Regions from separate parts of the Homo sapiens genome. Here region 1 is linked to region 2. A link is an interaction called in ENCODE POLR2A ChIA-PET data of the cell type or tissue named here. Cell type or tissue: PC-3. All regions are shown on one strand. Each heading gives the region's core, and the rest is flanking DNA. Links, peaks and the distances in the headings are about the cores only.

Region 1 (2,918 bases), core at 125-2,624, 170 kb after region 2:
TGTAACTCTTTCTCTTTTTTTTCTACCCCTCTATCTTGGCTGCCACTCAACTTCAAAGCTCACTTCAGCAGGAGAAATGTGTGAGTTGTATGGAAATGCTGCCCTCTGGACTTTCAGTATTTTAACCCCCGGACTTGATTCAACTGCTTCCCAAATGATTGGAAAGAAATATCCCAAGCCCAGAACTGGAGAAACCCTTTTTTTTTCAGTGACCAAATAGATTTTGGTGTTGTGCCTATGTACCTTTGATCAATTCATATTTCCAATTTGGGGACATGCTTTTTCTAAAGACAAGTGTCTTTCACTTAGAGGAACTTAGCTGATGGATGACTTGTACAGATCCAATTAGTCTTGTTTCAGATTATAGGCATTCAGAAAGAGGTATCTTTTAATGGTTTTTTGGGACCGTGGGAATTTTGTTACAATATCTGTCACATCTTCCAGTAAAAAAGTGATAGCAATTTTTTTCTCTTTGGAGGTCTTTTTAAAATGCCTTCTTTCCTCATTGCTACAGATATGTTCTTGCATAAATCTTTGAAGCAAGCCAATGTCTTCTAGAATCTCATTAAATTTCATGACTTTCCATTCCTTGTGTTGAAAATATATTCCATTTTTTACATAACATTTTAAACATTATCCCTTAAAAAGGTAAAGGATGTTCATAGGGAATCAGAAAGTTTGTAAAACACAAATAATAAAAATTAAAATAATCCATAATGATAAAATTGTCACGTTTTATCCTGTTTATTTTGCTTAGAGAGTGATAGAGCCTTTGTTGGGTGATCATACACTTGTTATTGTTACTGAAGAGTGTGGGGTTCTGGTAAGCATGTTCTGAGAAAGAGAGAGATATTTTGTTTTTCTCTAAAGTGCTTGGATCTTCTATGAGTTGATTTACACTAGCATTTATCATTTTTGTCACTTGTCAGACATCAACAATTCAAGTGGTTGGCATTCAAAGTTGTGTCTAAGAAAGCAGTGTTCAACCATTGTGTTCCACTCTGGGTATGAAAAGGAATTTGCTAGCTAATAACAGAGTATCACAGTTTTGAATAATTTACTTTGTTGATAAATTACAATATATTTTAGAGTGTGCTTCCATAACAATGCTGTTTTTAGATTCTTGCATTCTGATCTGCTTTCTTGAGTGGGAGAGGAAGGAAGGGGCGGGTATACACTTGGCCCACGCGTATGCCCATGGGGCCATATTATTTGTGACTATCATGTAGGCTGTTTGCTGGGTCAGCGGAGAGACAGTGGTCGGCTCTGGGAGGTCACGCCTCCACTACTTGGCCTTCCTTCGGAGGCTCTTACTGGTTTCCACTGGAGAATAAGCTGTGGAAGCACTCTAGTTAATGGTAAGTAGAGAAGGAAGATGGCTGTGGAATGCAGAATATAGGAGTTTGTGTACTCTAATCCCACTGTAATAAACTGTGTTTCTGAAGTTGAGACTCAATTGAGATTACGATTATGCATGTAAATAGTGCATGAAATAACCAACATGACTATATTTAGATATTGGTTATGAATCGAGTCAGACATTTTCAGCAGGAGAAGAGAGCAAGACCTCCTGCAGAGAAAATCTCTGAATGCTGCTGTCCTTTAAACACACGTAGCCTTTCTGACAGGAGGCAAAGTGCCAGCCTCATTGCTTTGGTTTCAGCCACACTGAGCAGAAAGGGTCAGTCTGACTGCTTGCTGAGATTTTTCTCTTCTTTGCTCCATAGTTTCATTGATTTATTTTCTCTCCATCTGTGTTATATATATATATCATTTTTAAATTTTTTGTTTGAGACAGTCTTGTTCTGTCGCCCAGGCTGGAGTACAGTGGCATGATCTTGGCTCACTGCAGCCTCTGCCTCCTGGTTCAAGTGATTCTCGTGTCTCAGCTTCCTGAGTAGCTGGGACTACAGGCGCACACCACCATGCCTCACTAATTTTTGTATTTTTAGTAGAGACAGGGTTTCACCATGTTGGCCAGGTTGGTCTCAAACTCCTGGCGTGAAGTGATCTGCATGCCTGGACCTCTCAAAGTGCTGGGATTACAGGCGTGAGCCACTATGCCCAGCCCTGCTGAGTTTTAGAGCTACAGCTCCTCTGTAGTTGTTTTTTTTTTTTTTTTTTTTTGAGACAGTCTCACTTTGTCACTCAGGCTGGAGTGCATTGGCGCGATCTCGGCTCACTGCAAGCTCCGCCTCCTGGGTTCACGCCATTCTCCTGCCTTGGCCTCCCAAGTAGCTGGGACTACAGGCGCCCACCACCATGCCCAGCTAATTTTTTGTATTTTTAGTAGAGACAGGTTTTCACTGTGTTAGCCAGGATGGTCTCGATTTCCTGACCTCGTGATCTGCCCAGCTCGGCCTCCCAAAGTGCTGGGATTACAGGCGTGAGCCACTGCGCCCAGCCTGTAGTTGTTTTTTGTGGGGAATAGAACAAAATGGAACTAGAAAACTTGAGGCCTTTCAATCACAACCATGCTACATTTTATCTGAACACAGGAGAACCTGATAGTTCCCCCCAGCTCTCTACCTCATTGCTGCAAAGGTGGGATGGCTGCCCAGGGGTGTAGGAGCAGGAATCACAGCTTTAAAAAATATTTTATATTGATACACACTAATTGTACATGTTGATGAAGTACATTTGATATTTGATAGTTGCACACAATGTGTAATGATCAAATCAAGGTAATTGGGATATTCCTCACCTCAAACATTGATCATGTTTTTGTGTTGGGAACATTGCAAATCTTCTAGCTATTTTGCAATATACACTCAATTATTTACTACAGTCACCCTACTGTGCCATCAAACACTAGAACTTATTCCTTCTATCTACCTGTATGTTTGTACTCATTAATCAGTCTCTCTTCATCCCCACTCCCCACTACCCTTTCCAGCCTCTGGTAACCACCCTTCTAC
Region 2 (2,918 bases), core at 129-2,628:
CCCGGCTAATTTTTTTTTGTATTTTTAGTAGAGACAGGGTTTCACCGTGTTAGCCAGGATGGTCTTGATCTCCTGACCTCGTGATCCTCCCGCCTCGGCCTCCCAACTATTTTTTATTATCTATGCTCTAGAAGCTCTTTATGACTATTGTCACTGTACGGTGGTCTTATGGGTTCATTTGTGTTCCCTCCCTCCACAAATTCATATGTTGAAGTCCTAACCCCCAGTATCTCAGAACGTGACCTTATCTGGAAAGAGGGTTGTTGAAGATGTAATTAGTTCAGATGAGGTCATTAGGGTGGGGCCCTAGTCCAATATTACTGGTGTCCTTATAAAAAGAGGAAGTTTGGGCACAGAGAAATATGCACGCAGGGAGGATGTCACGTGAAGATGAAGGCAGAGATTGGGGCGATGCAGCAGAAGCCAAGAATCGCCCAACACGGCAGCAAACCATCAGGAGCTGGGAGAGACACAGGGAACAGATTTTCCCTCGGGGCTCACAGAAGGAGCCCCCCTTGCCCACACCTTCAACTTGGACTTGCAGTCTCCTGAACCGTGGAACAATGAATTTCTGTTGTTTGAGGCACTTGGTTTGTGGCACCTTGTGATGGCAGCCCTAGGAAACTCACACCAGTAGAAATATGACATTAGATTTCTACAAGCTGGTGAACACCACCTCCCCATACTCCTCGTGCAGTGACTTTGCATTGTTAGCTTGAAATAGCCACAGCAACTGATTTGTAAACAAACGCTACAAATCAGGCTGGATTTATTGTCTCATTGGTTGTCTAGACAAGGGGTTGGGAACTACAGCCTGTGGGCCAAATCTGGGCCCCCACTTGCTTTCATAAAAAGTTTTATTGGGACATAGCAGGGACGCTCTTTTGTGTTCCTGTTGTCGACGGCTGATTTGGCACTACAATGGCCCCGTTGAGTAGTTGTGACAGAGACCGAATAGCTCACAAAGTTAATATTTACTATCTGGCTCGTAAGAGTCAAATTTTATGGAACCCTTGGTCTAGACTTAAGGAAGTGAGGGAGATAATATTAAACATACAGATAAAACTTTAAAGTCTGCCTATCAATAGCCATTACTTTGTGAATGACACAAAAAAATTTGAGAAAATCTTCCTCCAGTCTTTGACAACTGTATCTGATTCTGTAAAGGAGTTGTTCCTATCATTGACGAATGAGTGGAATTCTGACACAGATCTTAGTTGTTTCACTTTCCTGTTGTTTACATAAATGAAAATAGCAACCAACAGCCATCCCAGAACTATACTTGTTCATCAGTTGCCACACTGGTTGGCTACAGAGAAGAGAGTTTGTCAAAAATCAATGGAAGTTGCTGGGTGTGGTGACTCATGCCTGTAATCACAGCACTCTGAGAGGCTGAGGCAGGAGGATGGGGCAGGAGTTCGAGACCAGCCTGGGCAACATAGTGAGACCCTGTCTCTGGTTATTATATTTAAAAATAAAAATAAGTAAAATAAAAATCAATGAAAGCATACATAAGAAACAATTGGCTATATGGAATTTACCAGATTGTGTGTATCATATAGCAGTAAAGTTTATAATAAACCTATGTGTTTACATCTACATATGCACACATTTTCTCTCCTGGAGAGCCACTTATTAAACTTTTATCAGCACGCCACTTCACCTAACCTCTGTGCGACACCTGCAGCTGGGCAGAGGACACATAGTTTGTGGGGCTGTTGCCATATGACTCTGGCCTTGGCTTGGTTTCACCACCATGCTGCCTAAGGGAGCACAGTTGGTAGAAACAACTGCGGTAGGAAGGCCCAGTGGCACGAAGGAACTGGGCTTGGCTACTCCCTGCCCTGGGGGATGGACAGTACGTACCAAGCTTCAGGGGTGAAGCAGGCCTGCTGATGAAGGGGTGCCAATGCAAATCCGAGGTTGGACTTGCTCCCACCAGTGATAGAAGTCCTTCAGCAAGGGAACAACAGGGTGACAGGCCTGATTTAAGAAGCCAGATTTGGTAACAATGTGAAGGACAGATTGGATGGGAACAACCAGCTCTGGGGCTGTCACAATCTGTGGTTTAGTAAACAGAGCTCAGAAAGTCCATGGCTCTGCCCTAGGCATGTTTTTTGGCATTTGTAAAAAAGGCTTGCAAAATGTTAAGAAATGGGATCCTTGCTTGACTGTAGAAGTCTCAATGGAACCCCAGAGCCTACAAAACAGAAAAATAGAAAAGCAATTCTGAAAAGCTTTGCCAAATGGCTGTCATGTGGCTTTCTACCATCCCTCTGTTGCTTTCTAGGTGCCTATTAGAAATGAAGAAATAGTTTGGCAGCGACCTTCCCTTGAAACAAGCAGTTATGGATGGAGGGCCTTGATTTGAAACTAAGACTGTGCATTTGCAGTAACTTGACAAGGCTCTTGGGTTCCATGGAGAATATATTGGGTGGGGCCGCCCACAGCACCTTGGGTTCATCTCTAGCAGGGCATGTCAACTCTTACCTGGTCTTCCCAGCCCGTGACGGCAGATGCCGGGACAGTTGCTCACCACATAGCAAAAGCTGCTCATGACATTGCAAACCCCTCACTACCCAGCAAGGCAATGACTTTAGTCAGTATCCTGTCCTCAGGATGGTCTTCTTACAGCTGCTTCTTTCCCCCAAGCCCAGGTTTGATTTTAGGTGGGAAGGATTTAAGAAACTTTAACTTAGGCCAGGTGTGGTGGTTGACACCTGTAAACCCAGTACATTGAGAGGTTGAGGCGGGATGATTGCTTGAGCCCAGGAATTCAAGACCAGGCTGGGCAACATAGTAAGACCCTGTCTCCCTCTGAAAAAAAAAAAAGAAACTGCAATTTGTTGCTCTGCCATCTGGCATGCAGCCCCGGACTTGTCCGCTACATCGGGTTCAGAACTGGCTGCTGGTCTGGA

Evidence for each region. ChIA-PET counts read pairs that join two places held together with the same protein. Peaks named below come from ENCODE experiments on the same cell type or tissue, not always from the same donor. Only the 100,000 strongest peaks of a DNase experiment are listed, where the experiment ranks them.
Region 1: POLR2A ChIA-PET joins it to region 2 with 5 read pairs; 6 of 35 experiments call an interaction of 5 or more read pairs at or near these places.

What each region holds. Positions count from the first base shown.
Region 1 is chr6:14,717,767-14,720,684 of GRCh38, reverse strand. No RefSeq gene overlaps it. Among named protein-coding and RNA genes, the nearest start is that of LINC01108, 430 kb to the right of the region's middle. In PC-3, for the core only: no CTCF peak of the experiment used is centred there; no DNase peak of the experiment used is centred there.
Region 2 is chr6:14,887,784-14,890,701 of GRCh38, reverse strand. The region is part of intron 2 of LOC105374945 (a long non-coding RNA gene); the gene reads left to right. Among named protein-coding and RNA genes, the nearest start is that of JARID2-DT, 360 kb to the left of the region's middle. In PC-3, for the core only: no CTCF peak of the experiment used is centred there; DNase peaks (open chromatin) are centred at 921 and 1,281; H3K4me3 peaks cover 950 bases; H3K27ac peaks cover 1,942 bases.